Regions from separate parts of the Homo sapiens genome. Here region 2 is linked to region 1. A link is a loop called in an ENCODE intact Hi-C map of the cell type or tissue named here. Cell type or tissue: CD14-positive monocyte. All regions are shown on one strand.

Region 1 (8,000 bases):
TATTCAGATGCTTTGCATACTTGTTAATGGAATTATCTGGGGATTTTTTGTTGAGGTGTGTTTCTTCTAGGCCTAATTTGTTGATAGTTTTAATGATGAAGGGATGTTGAATTTTGTCAAATGTTTTTTTAACATCTATTGTGATGATCATATAATTTTTTTTTTTTTTTTTAGACAGAGGGTCTCTCCTTCACCCAGGCAGGAGTGCAGTGGCGCGATCTTGGCTCACTGCAACTTCCACCTCCTGGGTTCAAGAGATTCTCCTGTCTCAGCCTCCCGAGTAGCTGGACTACCGGTGCACACCACCACACCCAGTTAATATTTTGCATTTTTGAGAGAGATGGGGTTTCATCATGTTGGCCAGGCTGATCTCGATCTCCTGACCTCAAGTGATCCACCCATCTCAATCTCCCAAAGTGCTGGGATTGCAGGCATGAACCACCGCGCCTGCCCATGATTATATGTTTTTTGTTCTTCCTTCTGTTGACATGAGATATCATATCTATTGATTTGAGAATGTTGAAATATCCTCCCTTCTGGCTGCTGTGTGGACTGCGAGCTCTCCTACCCTCCATGGTCTTCCAATCCCACTGTCCCCAGGCCAACTGCTCCCAGACTATGCAGTAGTCTCATGTGCATGGAGCAGTTGCAATTGATCCTGGTGGTGACAGAGGGGTTGGTGTTTCAGGCATGGCACAGTCAGAGGAGGTCCCAAGGAGAGACCAAGAGGTAAACTTAAGTAGAGCTGCACCCCTTCCTTGGCATCTGTAGAACCCTGGATAAAATCAAATACGCCAACCCAAATGCCCATCAATGATAGACTGGATAAAGAAAATGTGGCACATATACACCATGGAATACTATGCAGCCACAAAAAAGGATGAGTTCATGTCCTTTGCAGGGACACAGATGAAGCTGAAAACCATCATTCTCTGCAAACTAACACGAGAACAGAAAACCAAACATCACGTGTCCTCACTCATAGGTGGGAGTTGAGCAATGAGAACACATGGACACGAAGAGGGGAAAATCACACACCGGCACCTGTCACGGGCTGGGGGGCTGGGGGAGGGATAGCATTAGAAGAAATACCTAATATAGACAACAGGTTGATGGGTGCAGCAAAATACCATGGCACGTGTATACCTATGTAACAAACCTGCACGTTCTGCACATGTATCCCAGAACTTGAAGTATAATAATAAAAAAAAAGAAAACGAAACAATGAAACATGGGTTCTTATGAATCACAGAACACCCGTGACCCCAAGTTAAGATGGAAATTTATGATTCATTCCAACTAGGTCCTGTTTTCAGTATCTCACAAAAGCTTGACTCTAGAGTGAAATATACTTGGAAATGAATGAACGACTCTTGTGGTCTTTTTACTTCTTGTAAGGCTTTAGGATCCACCCGTTTGAATACCTATGACCAGGACCTCCTGCAATGCTTCTCTCTCCACCTCCAGGCATCCCTTCATTCAGATAATACCAATTCATCATCACCATCTGACCTCTCCTTCAGCTTCTTCACCACCCTCCATCTCAATTGCTTTCTGTTTTTCTTCTTTATTTTTTGAACTTCAACTTTTATTTTAGATACGAGGATACATGCTCAGGTTTGCTACATGGAACTATTGCACCCAGGTGGTGAGTGCAGGACCCAGTGGGTATTTCTTTTATCCTGTCCTATTGCGTTAAATCTTTCCTTCCCGGGACTGGTCCTATCTCTAAACTTTTTGCGTAGTGATTTTATCAACTTAATTTTTGCTAGGATGCTAGATTTTCTAGGAGGGGAGGTAATTTGAAATGAAGTCTGGGTTACTGTGAATCCAGTATATCTGCTTTGCTCGCCTTTATCTCTTGTGTCCTGGGATGGCCACAGGTTGACATGTTTAAATGTTTCTTAAGTGAGGATGGATAAGATTTACTGAGTGGTGAGTGCACGAATACAAAAGCAAAATGAGGCCGGGCGCGGTGGCTCACGCCTGTAATCCCAGCACTTTGGGAGGCCAAGGCGGGCAGATCACCTGAGGTCAGGAGTTCGAAACCAGCCTGGCCAACATGGTGAAACCCCATCTCTACTAAAAATACAAAAGTTAGCCGGGTGTGGTGGCAGCTGCCTGTAATCTCAGCTCTCAGCTACTCGGGAGGCTGAGTTAGGAGAATTGTTTGAACCCAGGAGGCCGAGGTTGCAGTAAGCCAAGATTGCACCACTGCACTCCAGCCTGGATGACAGAGTGTCACCCTGTCACAAAAAAAAAAAAAAAAAAGAAGCAAAATACAAGAAGTCCAGGACTGGTAAAGGCAAGGCATGTTGAGCGGTTAGAAAAGGGGTGATGACATCGAAAAACCTCCTGGCATTTCCCAGTCCTTGCCTAGCACAGGTTACTCTGAAAGCAGGACTTAAGACAAGGATATGAGCGCAGGTAACTGATTTGGGAACCAAGTTTAAGGGAATAGGGTTCCCTTATGAAAGAGAGAAGGAGAGGAATTCCTGAAATCAGCATGCATTGCGGACACCACTACAGCAGGTAATATGGACAGGTCCACACCAGGATCTCTGATAATGTGCAGACCATCATCCAGAACTTCCCGCCAAAACAGGAGATACTCGCCAATATGTGTATGGCTTTCTAGCCCCCATTTCTGGGAGTTTCTTTTTCCCCAGCCACTGTCAGACGCATCAAGCTTTGGCTGAAATAGCTTCCAATAAGGTCCTTACACACAAATGTGGAGAGACACATGGAAATCCTCGAAATGAGATACTGTCCCGTGATTCTGAGAGTGACCCAAAAGGATACGGAATGAGGTACTAAAAGCAGGTGCTTGGAAACCTGAGGGCAGTGGTGTTCATGCGTTTCCCGGCACTTTGACTTTCAGCCTCCTGCAAGCCTCTCCTTCTTTGCCTTCCTGACCGTTAGATACAATTAATTTGGGGTTTGTTTTTTCTGCTTCCTCTTTCCCCTCCCACCCTATGTTTCAGTTCTAAAGTTAGAAGGTCCTCTCATCCTTTTAAGAAGAACAGAGACAGAAAATGGTTAGTCACCATCTAGGACAGACTACAATTCCAGATCATTGCAGGACGTGCCCACTCAAATGGATGATTATTGAGAGCTGGCCACCTGAAGTGTTTTACACAGGCAGTGATCTAAGGGTTGAAGCTATCTGGCCTTTTTGCTTGCTTGTTATGTATTTATGGCTTTTTTCCTTTTCAAAATAATTTTACTAAATATTTAATTCACCAACTATATATATTTATGGGGTACAATGTGTTATAAATGTATACACTGTGGAATGATGGAATCAAGACAGTTAACATGTCCATCACTCCGCATACTAACATCTGTGAAAACATTTAAAATCTATGCTTGGCTGGGCGTGGTGGCTCATGCCTGTAACCCCAGCAACTTTGAGAGGCTGAGATGGGCGGATCACCAGAGGTCAGGAGTTCGAGACCGGCCTGGCCAACATGGTGAAACCCCATCTCTATTAAAAATACAAAAATTAGCTGTGAGTGGTGGCGGGTGCCTGTAATCCCAGCTACACAGGAGGCTAAAGCAGGAGAGTCTCCTGAACCCAGGAGGCGGAGGTTGCAGTGAGCTGAGATCACACCACAGCACTCTAGCCTGGGCGACAGAGTGAGACTGCATCTCAGAAAAGAAAAAATATATATATATATTTTGGAGCTACATCGTGCTAGCGCTGCAGAGAATGAGTTTTGTTTTGCGACACAGTTTTTAGATGTCTACCGGGCTCTGGTGGAGATGGAATGTTTGGCCTCAAGTGGGCAGGTCCCATGGGACATGAGTAGCCGACCATGACCTGGCTGCGTACTGGCCCACCAAGCATTCGACTGGCGTGCCCAGCCACTCTCCGTCATCGCAGAGAAGTGCTCTATGTGAGATTTGGTTAAAGGAGTCCCTGAAGGCCTGTGGGAGGCAGAATAGTGACCTCCCAGAGATGTCCACCTCCTGAGGCCCAGACCCTGTGAGTTGGGGAAGCTTATGTGGCAAAAGGGACTTTGCAGATGTGATTAAGTCAAGGATCTTGGGTTGGGGAGATTACCCAGGTGGGCCTGATGTAATCACAAGGGGCTGAGTAAGTGAAAGAGGAAGACAGGAGGGTCAGAGTGAGAGAAGGAGGTGAGTGCATGGAAGCAGGGGGCAGATAACGGGACTGGTGGCTTTGAGGTTGGAGGGAATGGAGAGGCAGGAATGCGGGAGCCTGCAGAGGCTTGAACAGGCGAGGGAACAGATTCTCCTTGGAGCCTCCAGGAGGACACGGCTCTGATAGCAGCTTCATTTTAGCCCAGGGAGACCCATTTTGGACTTGTGACCTCCGGGACGGTAAGTCAATAAACCTACATTATGTGAAGCCACTAAGCTTGTGGTGATTTGTTATGGCAGCAAAAGGAAGCTTTATGGTTCATCTGTACCCTGAAAATGCAGGTTTTTGGTTTTTTTTTTTTTTCACTTGTTCAATGATGTACCCCCAGTGTCAGGCGCTTTGCAAACACACGATACATACGGGTTGATGTTTGGTCAAGAGAGGAATTAAGACCAGGCAGACAGCAGGCTGGGATCAGAGAGACCCCATTTCTGTCTGAAATGTCTGCAGAGAACCTGGTGCCTGCCTCAGCCCTAGCTCTGGGGAAATGAAAGCCAGGCTGGGGTTCAAATGAGGGCAGTTTCCCTTCCTGTGGGCTGCTGATGGAACAACCCCATGACGAGAAGGACCCAGCCTCCAAGCGGCCACACCCTGTGTGTCTCTTTGTCCTGCCGGCACTGAGGACTCATCCATCTGCACAGCTGGGGCCCCTGGGAGGAGACGCCATGATCCCCACCTTCACGGCTCTGCTCTGCCTCGGTGAGATTTAAAGAGGGGGAGGGGAGACCCGAGTCTTGGAGGAAATTTGCCTCACAGCCAGGCCCTGGTTCTTTAGGAGACTCAAAAATCTCAGGGTAGCCGGGCGCGGTGGCTCACGCCTGTAATCCCAGCACTTTGGGAGGCCGAGGCGGGCGGATCACGAGGTCAGGAGATCGAGACCATCCTGGCTAACACGGTGAAACCCTGTCTCTACTAAAAATACAAAAAATTAGCCGGGGGTGGTTGCAGGCGCCTGTGGTCCCAGCCACTCGGGAGGCTGAGGCAGGAGAATGGCGTGAACCCGGGAGGCGGAGCTTGCAGTGAGCCAAGATCGCACCACCGCACTCCAGCCTGGGTGACAGCGAGACTCCGTCTCAAAAAAAAAAAAAAAAAAAAATCTCAGGGTAAAGAGAGGACCTGCTCAGGCTTCCGGGGCAAATCCCTCACAGGGAACTCTCTTCCAGGGCTGAGTCTGGGCCCCAGGACCCACATGCAGGCAGGTGAGTCTGTCCCCAGCTGTCCCAGGTCCCTCCTCCTCACTGGGACAAGGGGCCACCCATGGGCAGCTGGGGGAGGAGACAGCAGTTCTGGGTGACTGATGAGGATGACGGGGGGGTCCTGGGGCTGAGAGCTGGGATCTGAGGGCTGAGGAAGGTCTTGGGATCCAGCCTCTGATTTTCTTCCAGGGCCCCTCCCCAAACCCACCCTCTGGGCTGAGCCAGGCTCTGTGATCAGCTGGGGGAACTCTGTGACCATCTGGTGTCAGGGGACCCTGGAGGCTCGGGAGTACCGTCTGGATAAAGAGGAAAGCCCAGCACCCTGGGACAGACAGAACCCACTGGAGCCCAAGAACAAGGCCAGATTCTCCATCCCATCCATGACAGAGGACTATGCAGGGAGATACCGCTGTTACTATCGCAGCCCTGTAGGCTGGTCACAGCCCAGTGACCCCCTGGAGCTGGTGATGACAGGTGAGAGGACACTCAGGGGTCCCAGCCCCAGGCTCTGCCCTCAGGAAGGGGGTCAGCTCTCAGGGGCATCTCCCTCTCACAGCCCAGCCCTGGGGATGATGTGGGAGGTGGGAGCCCCATTTAACACGGTGCCTCCTTCTCTCCTAGGAGCCTACAGTAAACCCACCCTTTCAGCCCTGCCGAGTCCTCTTGTGACCTCAGGAAAGAGCGTGACCCTGCTGTGTCAGTCACGGAGCCCAATGGACACTTTTCTTCTGATCAAGGAGCGGGCAGCCCATCCCCTACTGCATCTGAGATCAGAGCACGGAGCTCAGCAGCACCAGGCTGAATTCCCCATGAGTCCTGTGACCTCAGTGCACGGGGGGACCTACAGGTGCTTCAGCTCACACGGCTTCTCCCACTACCTGCTGTCACACCCCAGTGACCCCCTGGAGCTCATAGTCTCAGGTGAGGCTCCTGACCCTGTCCTCTCTGAGCTCAGTGGCTCCGTTCATGCCCTGCTGCCAGGAGAGCTCTGGGCAGGGATGGAGGGAGAGGGGCTCAGCCAGTGGGGGACTCAGCCCTCAGAGGGGAGGAGGACAACAGGGGCCCTCCCAGGCATGCCCATGCTCTTCTCCCTCACCTAGGGTCCAGAAGGTGCCAGGTGGACAGAGAAATGGTCCTTGGGAAGCTGCAGGGCAGATATAGGGAGAGGTTCAATTTGATGTGGAGACCCAAGGGCAACCCCAGACTCTCACCCTCCTCTTGTCCTTCTACCCAGGATCCTTGGAGGGTCCCAGGCCCTCACCCACAAGGTCCGTCTCAACAGCTGGTGAGTCTCAGAGGCCTCTGTCCAGAGAGTTTCCAAAGCCCGAGGCCTGTCTCAAGACATGCTCAGTGGATCTAAGTCCTCGTTCCAATTCTCAGCTGGGCTTGCTTCCACGGGTGTGGGAGTCGGGCAGCGACTTGGGAGGCACCACAGGCTCCCAAGGCCCTGAGGCTGGGCTGGTGAGGGGTGAGGGGGTCAAGGCTGAAGGAGATGTTGCGGGGAGAAGCCGAGCTGATGTGGGGAGCAGGGCAGCCCCAGCCCTCACATCCCTGTTCTAACCCAGCAGGCCCTGAGGACCAGCCCCTCATGCCTACAGGGTCAGTCCCCCACAGTGGTGAGTGAGGGGCTCTGAGTGGGAGGTGGGCAGGGTCTAGGGGAGCCAAGGGTGGGTTCTGTCCTAGGTTAAGGCTCCTCTGGAGGTGGTGATGTGGACAGGCCCCTCCCCTGCATGGGCCTCAGTTTCTCCAAGTGTAAAGGAGAGAGGCCTGCGGGTGGGAAAGTTCCTTTCAGCTCTGACTCCCAGCTGTGCCCTCCTGGGAGAGGAGGCCTCCCAGGGAACCTCCCAGACCCGATTCCGCAGGGGCCTGTCCGGTCCCACCTGCAGCAGAGACGGTGACCTGGGGCAGGGGAGGGGAGCAGGGCGGTGGTTCAAGACAGTCAGGCTCTTTCCCTGCAACTCTGGGGCTTGGCTCTGGTGCAGGAACAAGGGCTGCAGCTCAGACTCCCGGGTTTCCTTCCCAGCTCTGCCGCTTCCTGGCTGGAGGGGTCTGGGGCAGGCGATTCCCCTCTCTGAGCCTCAGTTTGTGCATCTGTGAAATGGGTGGAGAGAGGGTGGCAATCTCAGGTTGCACAACTGCTGTGAGGGTTGGAGGTAATGAAAGAAAGACCCAGCACACACAGTAGGTGCACACACAGTAGGTGTGCACATCAATGACATCATCCCCATTCCTGATGTCATCACGCCCAAGGTCTGAGAAGGCACTGGGAGGTACTGATCGGGGTCTTGGTGGTCTCCATCCTGCTTCTCTCCCTCCTCCTCTTCCTCCTCCTCCAACACTGGCGTCAGGGAAAACACAGGACATTGGGTAAGTAGGAAATTGGGGGACCCGTGGGCTGATGGAGGGTGGGCTCAGGGCACCAGCCAAAGGGACTCCAGATAGGAGAGGTCATCTTAGAAACTCTGCTCCAGAAATTCCCAGTGAGAAAATCTAGAAAGAAGAAAATGAATGAGGGAGTAATGGAAGTGCTTTATTCTTTCGGTTTTTCTAAACTTAGAAAGTATTTAAAACATCCTTGCAAGTGTATTTTCAGGTTTCCTTTCCTCTTGACTTGCATGTGCAAGGCAGGTGGTTCT
Region 2 (8,000 bases), 240 kb after region 1:
GGGTCAGGTGTGGTATCCGGAATAATGTGGGAGGCCGGATTGAAGTATGGGCCAGTAACAATGGTAATTGTGGGAGACTCAACAAAGAGTGAGTACAGCTGAAGGAGCCGGGGAGCAGAAAGTATATGCGTCAGGTGTGAGGAAGAAAATAGATTTTTGGAAGTTATGAGAACTGTAGAGAGTGAGTTGAGCATAGTTTGTGATTTTGAGGGCCTCTAAAACTATTAAAGCAGCGGCAGCCGCTGCTCACAGACGTGAGGGCTAGGCTAAAACAGTAAGATCAAGTTGTTTGGACAGAAAGGCTACAGGGTGCGGTCCTGGCTCTTGTGTAAGAGTTCTGACCACGCTAACCATGCCTAGGAAGGAAAGGAGTTGTTGTTTTGTAGAAGGTGCTGGGGTTTGAGAGATCACTAGGACACGATTGGCAGGGAGAGCACGTGTGTTTTTATGAGAATTATGCCGAGATAGGTAACAGAGGAGGAAGAAATTTGGGCTTGACTGAAGTAATGGGGGCTGTCTGTGAAGCCTTGCAGCAGTACAGCCTAGGTAATTTGCTGAGCTTGATCGGTGTCAGGGTCAGTCCAAGTGAAAGCGAAGAGAGGCTGGGATGAAGGGTGCAAAGGAACAGTAAAGAAAGCATGTTTGAGATCCAGAACAGAATAATGGGTTGTAGAGGCAGGTATTGAGGATAGGAGAGTATATGGGTTTGGCACTACGGGGTGGATAGGCAAAACAATTTGGTTGATAAGGTGCAGATCCTGAACTAATGTGTAAGCCTTGTCTGGTTTTAGGACAGGTAAAATGGGAGAATTGTAAGGGGAGTTTATAGGCTTTAAAAGGCCATGCTGTAGCAGGCTTTAATCCTTTTAAAGCATGCTGTGGGATGGGATATTGGCATTGAGCGGGGTAAGGTTGATTAGGTTTTAATGAGATGGTAAGGGGTGCATGATTGGTCACCAAGGAGGGAGTAGAGGTATCCTATACTTGTGGGTTAAGGTGGGGGGATACAAGAGGAGGACACAAAGGAGGCTTTGGATTGGGAAGAAGGGCAGCAATGAGATATAGCTGTAGTCCAGGAATAGTCAGGGAAGCAGATAATTTAGTTAAAGTGTCTCAGCCTAATAAGGGAACTGGGCAGGTGGGGATAACTAAAAAGGAGTGCTTGAAAGAGTATTGTCTAAGTTGGCACCAGAGTTGGGGAGTTTTAAGAGGTTTAGAAGCCTAGCTGTCAATACCTACAACAGTTATGGAGGCAAGAGAAACAGGCCCTTGAAAAGAAGGTAATGTGGAGTGGGTAGCCTCCATATTGATTAAGAAGGGGACGGGCTTACCTTCCACTGTGAGAGTTACCTAGACTGTCTGTGATGGTCCTGTAGGCTTCCGAGGCGATCGGGATCGGGCAGTGTCAGTCTTCAGCTGCTAAGCCGAGAAGATCTGGGAAGGAGTCAGAGAGCCTTGGGCCAGAGTTCTAGCTGCTCTGGGAGTGGCTGCCAGGTGAGTTGAACAGTCCGATTTTCAGTGGGGTCCCGCACAGATGGGATGCGGCTTAGGAGGAATCCCAGGCTGTGGACATTCCTTGGCCCAGTGGCCAGATTTCCAGTACTTGTAGCAAGCTCCTGGGGGAAGAGGTTCTGGAGGAACCCCTGGCAGCTGCGGTTCAGGCGTTTGGAGTTCTCGTGTGCTGGAGATGTGGCTGGGGTTTGTCTCATCTGGATACTGGAGTGGAGGCAAGGAATTGCAACTCAGAAATATGTTGCTATTTGGCTGCCTCTACTCTATTACTGTACACCTTGAAGGCGAGGTTAATTAAGTCTTGTTGTGGGGTTTGAGGGACAGAATTTAATTTTTGGAGCTTTATTTAATGTTGGGAGCAGATTTGGTAATAAAATGTATATTGAGAATAAGACGGCCTTTTGACTTAGGGTCTAGGGCTGTAAAGCGTCTCAGGGTTGCTGCCAAATGAGCCATGAACTGGGCTGTGTTTTTAAATTTGATGAAAAAGAGCCTAAACACTATCTGATTTGGGAGAGGTCAGATAAAGAAAAAGGAGCATTAACCTTGACTATGCCTTTAGCTTCAGCCACCTTTTTAAGAGGAAATTGCTGGGCAGTTGGGGGAGGGCTAGTCATGGAATGGAACTGTAAGCTGGACCGGGTGTGAGGAGGGGAGGTGATAAAAGGATTATAGGGTGGAGGAGCGGAGGCTGAGGAAGAATTGGGACCCAGCTCGGCCTGGCGAGGAGGGGAGATGTCAGATGGGTCTGTAGAAAAGGAAGATTAGAAAGACTCAGCGATGCTTGGGGTTGGGACTGACGGGACAGGCGGGAGGGAAAGAAGGAAGATTTGGGACGAGTTGCACTGGGCATAGAGACTAGGGAGGGACCGATGTGTAAAAGAATGCCTGGATGTCAGGCACCTCAGACCGTTTGCCCATTTTACAACAAGAATTATTTAGATCTTGTAGGATGGAAAAATTGAAAGTGCCGTTTTCTGGCTATTTGGAACCACTGTCAAGTTTGTATTGGGGTCAAGCAGCATTGCAGAAGAAAATAAGGCATTTAGGTTTTAGGTCAGGTGTGAGTTGAAGAGGTTTTAGGTTTTTAAGAACACAGGCTAAGGGAGAAGAAGGAGGAATGGAGGGTGGAAGGTTGCCCATACTGAAGGAGGCAAGCACAGAGAAAAGAGAGAGTAGAGACATGGAGGGAAGGGGTTCAGGGGTTCTTACCTTCCAGAAAAGCGGGAAAGGGGTCAGGGCACAGAAGTAAGGGATTGGGGTGCAGAGACAAGAGGTCGGGGTGTGGAAATAAGGGATCGGGGTGCAGAGATAAGACGTCAGGGCACAGAAATAAGGGATCGGGGGATTCTTGCCCCCTAGAAAAGCGGTACTTGCCACTAAGGGTGAAGGAGAAGGGGTTGGGGGGTTCTTGCCCCCCCAGAAAAGCAGAGAAGGGGTAGAGACACAGAGAAGGAGTTGGGGGTTCTTGCCCCCCCAGAAAAGCAGTACTTGCCACTAAGGGTGAAGGACCAAGGCAGGCATCCCCATGTGGTCAGACACCTCTGAAACGTGGGTGAATAATCAGAGAGGTGTCCCCGCGTGATTAAACACCAAGGGAAGGCTGCCTTCCCGAGTCCATGACCGGCGCTGGAGTTTTGGGTCCACGAATAAAGCGCGTCTCCTGTCTCTACCAGAAAAGGAAAGGAACTGAAATTAAGAGAAGGGAGAGATTGAAGAGTGGAAAGGAGAAAGTGGTTGAGGGATAGTGAGAGAGGTTGGAGAAGAGAGTAAAAAGAGGCTGCTTACTGGATTTAAAATTGGTGAGATGTTCCTTGGGCTGGTTGGTCTGAGGACGAGAGGTCGTAGGTGGATCTTTCTCATGGAGCAAAGAGCAGGAGGACAGGGGATTGATCTCCTAAGGAAGATCCCCTGATTCGAGTTATGGCACCAAATTTCACTCACGTCCGTGTGAAGAGACCACCAAACAGGATTTGTGTGAGCAACAAGGCTGTTTATTTCACCTGGGTGCAGGCGGGCTGAGTCCAGAAAGAGAGTCAGCAAAGGGAGATAGGAGTGCGGCCGTTTTATAGGATTTGGGTAGGTAAAGGAAAATTACAGTCAAAAGGGGGTTGTTCTCTGGCGGGCAGGAGTGGGGTTCACAAGGTGCTCAGTAGGGGAGCTTTTGAGCCGGGATGAGCCAGGAGAAGGAATTTCATAAGATAATGTCATCACTTAAGGCAAGAACAGGCCATTTTCATTTCTTTCGTGGTGGAATGTCATCAGTTAAGGCAGGAACCGGCCATCTGGATGTGTACATACAGGCCACAGGGGGATATGATGGCTTAGCTTGGGCTCAGAGGCCTGACAGTCTGGATCACCTGACCTGGTGATCCGCACACCTCGGCCTCCCAAAGTGCTGGGATTACAGGCATGACCCACTGCACCTGGCCTTAGAAAACTTCTTAAATATTAAAATGTATGTTATGTGTATTTTGCCACAATTTTTGAAAAGTACCTTCTGGTGTTTAGAGACAGAAGATGAGTGGTTGCCTAGGGCCGGGAGAGTGAGGGGATCGTGGTGATGGGCAGCTGGTCGGCATGGGGTTCTGAAGGGCAGTGATGACAACATTCTAAAATTAGACTGTGTTGACGGTTGCACCAACTCCGTGAATACCACAAAATTTAAACCATTGAATTATGCACTTTTAATGGGTAATTGTATGGCATGTAAATTATATCTCAATAAAGTTATATTTTTAAATACCAAAAAAAGGCCGGGTGCGGTGGCTCACGCCTGTAATCCCAGCACTTTGGGAGGCCGAGAAGGGCGGATCACGAGGTCAGGAGATGGAGACCATCCTGGCTAACATGGTGAAACCCCATCTCTACTTTGAAAAAAAAAAAAAAAGATTACCCGGACGTGGTGGTGGGCACCTGTAGTCCTAGCTACTCAGGAGGCTGAGGCAGGAGAATGGCATAAACTCGGGAGGCAGAGCTTGCAGTGAGTCGAGATTGCGCCACTCAGGAGGCTGAGGCAAGAGAATGGCATAAACCCCGGAGGCAGAGCTTGCAGAGAGCCGAGATTGCGCCACTGCACTCCAGCATGGGTGACAGAGCGAGAGTCCATCTCAAAAAAAAAAAAAAAAAAAAAAAAGATTAGTAATATCCTCTGTGTCACTTACCACTTAAGTGATTGAATCACGACTTGAAATTCATCATCTCAAACATGGCTTAGAGTCTGTAGAGGGGGGACAGTCCCAGGAATGCTGGTGTGGGCTTAAGGCTGAATTAAATAGATCCAGATGGCTCACACCTGTAATCCCAATACCTTGGGAGGCCGAGGCAGGTGGGAGGCTGAGGCAGGCGGATCACTGGAGCTCCTGGAGCGAAGAAAGGATGCTAGTGGAAAAACTGGTGAAATCAGAATAAAGTCTATAGTTTTATTTTTTAAAGGAGGCTGGGCGTGGTGGCTCATGCCTCTAATCCCAGCACTTTGGGAGGCTGAGGCAGGTGGATCAGTTGAGTTCAGGAGTTCAAAACCAGCCTGGCCAACTTGACGAAACCCCATCTCTACTAGAAATACAAAAATTAGCTGGGCGTGGTTGTGGGTGCCTCTAATCCCAGCTACTCAGGAAGCTGAGGCAAGAGAATTGCTTGAACCCAGGAGGCGGAGGTTGCAGTGAGCTGAGATCACACCATTGCACTCCAGCCTGGGCTACAGAGCAAGATTCCATCTCCAAATAAGAGAGACATGACAATTAAATAAATTGTGTAATCTTGGATTAAATCCTAAACCAAATATATGTCACTGGTAAAACAAGTGGTGAAATTTGAATAAAGTGGATAGATCAGACAATAGTGTCATATCAGTGCTATTTCTTGACCTTGAACATTAATAACAGAATGTCCTTGGTTTTGGGAAATATAACCTGAAGTGATTAGAGGTTTAGGGCATCATATGCAAATTAGACACACTTTCTTCGGGGAGAGAGGGAGAGGGAGAGAGGCTGAATGATGAAGCAAATGTGGTAAAATGCTAACTTTGGGGAAATCTGGATGAAGAAATTACAGATTTTTTTTTTTTTTATAGACAGGGTAACACTCTGTCACCCAGGCTAGAGTGCAGTGGCACGATCATGGCTCACTGCAGCTTCTACCTCCCTGGGCTCAGATGACCCTCTCACCTCAGCCTCCCAAGTAGCTGGGACTATAGGCGCACAGCACCACACCTGGCTAATTTTTGCATTTTTTTTTCCCCCAGGCTCGTCTCAAGCAATCCACCCACCTCGGCCTCCCAAAGTGCTGGGATTACAGGTGTGAGCCACTGCACCTGGCCAGAAATTCTTTAAACTATTTTTGCAAGTCTGGAATTATGTCAAAATTAAAAGCTCAAAATAATAAAAGACAATATTCTTATATTTCTTTGGTGAAGGTAACTATGTTATGGCTGAGAGGGTGGCTGAGGTCTGAGGATCCAGCCTACATAAGTCTCCTCCATAGAGGGCATCCAAGCGCTCCGTAGGGGGAAGGATAAAGAAAACACCCAGAGTTATGACAGCTGTGTAAGGGGAAACGCCAGCACCGAGTACTGAATCTTCAGTAAATAAGAAGGAGGCGGGCTGGGTGTGGTGGCTCACGCCTGTAATCCCAGCACTTTGGGAGGCTAAAGTGGGCTGATCACTTGAGGTCAAGAGTTCGAGACTAGCCTGGCCAACATGGGGAAACCCTGTCTCTACTAAAAATACAAAAATTAGTCGAGTGTGGTGGCACACGCCTGTAATCCCAGCTACTTGGGAGGCTAGAACAGGAGAATTGCTTGAACCCAGGAGGTGAAGGTTGCAGTGAGCTGAGATTGCACCACTGCACCCCAGCTTGAGGGACAGAGTGAGATTCCGTCTTAAAGAGAAAAAAAAAAGAATTAGCACATTTGTTTGCCTCAAGAAGATACAACTAGTCTTGTACAGTAGTCACATGTATCCACCAGGATATATTCCAAGGCCCCAGTGGATGCTGAAAACTACATAGTACCTTACATGTATATATATATGTATATACATATATACACATATACGTATATGTATACATACATGTATATATACATGTATGTATATACATATATGCATATATACATACATGTATATATACATGTATGTATATACATATATGTATATGTATGTATACACGCATACATGTATGTATACACGCATACATGTATGTATATACATATATGTATGTATACACGGATACATGTATGTATATACATATATGTATGTATACACGCATACATGTGTGTATACATATATATGCATGTATGCATGTGTGTATATATACATATATGTGTATATATACGCATATACATGTATGTGTATATATGCATGTGTATATATACATGTACGGTACTATGCAGTATATATACACATATATGTATATATGTATACATATATGTATAAATGTATATATGTGTATATATATAAAAGGTATATATGTATATATGTGTGTATATATAAAATGCATGAATTTCTTTTTTCTTACTGTAGATCTTAACAACTTCTGCATAGAATTTTTTTTTATTAAGTGGAGAGTTAGTTACTTACTTAAAAGAAATGTTTCTTGGCTGGGTGTGGTGGCTCACACCTGTAATCCCAGCACTTTGAGAGGCCGAGGCAGGAAGATTCACTTGAGGTGAGGAGTTGGAGACCATCCTGGCCAACGTGGTAAAAACCGGTCTCTACTAAAAGTACAAAAATGAGCTGGGCGTGGTGTTGGGTGTCTGTAGTCCCAGCTACTCAGGTGGCTGAGGCAGGAGAATTGCTTGAACCCACAAGGCAGAGGTTGCAGTGAGCTGAGATCACACCACTGCACCACAGCCTGGGCAACAGAGCAAGACTCTGTCTCAAAAAAAAAAAAAAAAAAGAAAGAAAAAGAAAAAGAAAAGAAATGTTTCTTTTCTTATTAAGTTCTTTAAATGAAAAGCTTTTCTTTTCACTTTTATTTTATTGAAACATTATAACACTATCTTTGAAGAAGATAGTGTTATCATTCCATTCTGATGAAACCAATTAACTTATCCAAGCATATGTATACTGTACACAGAGAAGCCAACGTCAAAACCCCTATTTTTATCTTTTTAGATTCAGCAGATACATGTGCAGGTTTTTTATGAGTATATTGCATGATGCTGAGGCTTGCATTAATGATCTAGTCACCAAATAGGTAGATTTTCAAGCCTTGCTCCCCTCCTTACCCAATGTTTAGCGCTCTCACTTATAAGTGAGAACATGTGGTATTTGGTTTTCTTTTCTTTTTTTTTTTTTTTTTTGAGATGGAGTTTCACTCTTGTTGCCCAGGCTGGAGTACAATGGCACCATCTCGGCTCACTGCAACCTTCACCTTCCAGGTTCAAGCAATTCTCCTGCCTCAGCCTCCCGAGTAGTTGGGACTACAGGCATGTGCCACCACACCCGGCTAATTTTGAATTTTTAGTAGAGACAGGGTTTCTGCATGTT

Evidence for each region. Peaks named below come from ENCODE experiments on the same cell type or tissue, not always from the same donor. Only the 100,000 strongest peaks of a DNase experiment are listed, where the experiment ranks them.
Region 2: a loop joins it to region 1, with 3 times the contacts of the local background. A loop is called at or near these places in 7 of 110 quality-filtered maps.

The regions. Positions count from the first base shown.
Region 1 is chr19:54,658,201-54,666,200 of GRCh38, forward strand. It overlaps LILRB4 (leukocyte immunoglobulin like receptor B4), which reads left to right and starts at 4,785. Exons shown (of 12, transcript NM_001278426.4): 1 at 4,785-4,867; 2 at 5,332-5,367; 3 at 5,554-5,838; 4 at 5,986-6,285; 5 at 6,599-6,649; 6 at 6,930-6,980; 7 at 7,615-7,731. The coding sequence starts at 4,834. In CD14-positive monocyte, no CTCF peak of the experiment used is centred here; DNase peaks (open chromatin) are centred at 2,311, 2,991, 4,081, 4,731 and 1 weaker place; H3K4me3 peaks cover 4,671 bases; H3K27ac peaks cover 5,127 bases.
Region 2 is chr19:54,896,737-54,904,736 of GRCh38, forward strand. It overlaps a transcript of NCR1 not described here. Among named protein-coding and RNA genes, the nearest start is that of NCR1, 5.4 kb to the right of the region's middle. In CD14-positive monocyte, no CTCF peak of the experiment used is centred here; DNase peaks (open chromatin) are centred at 4,535 and 5,555; H3K27ac peaks cover 1,061 bases.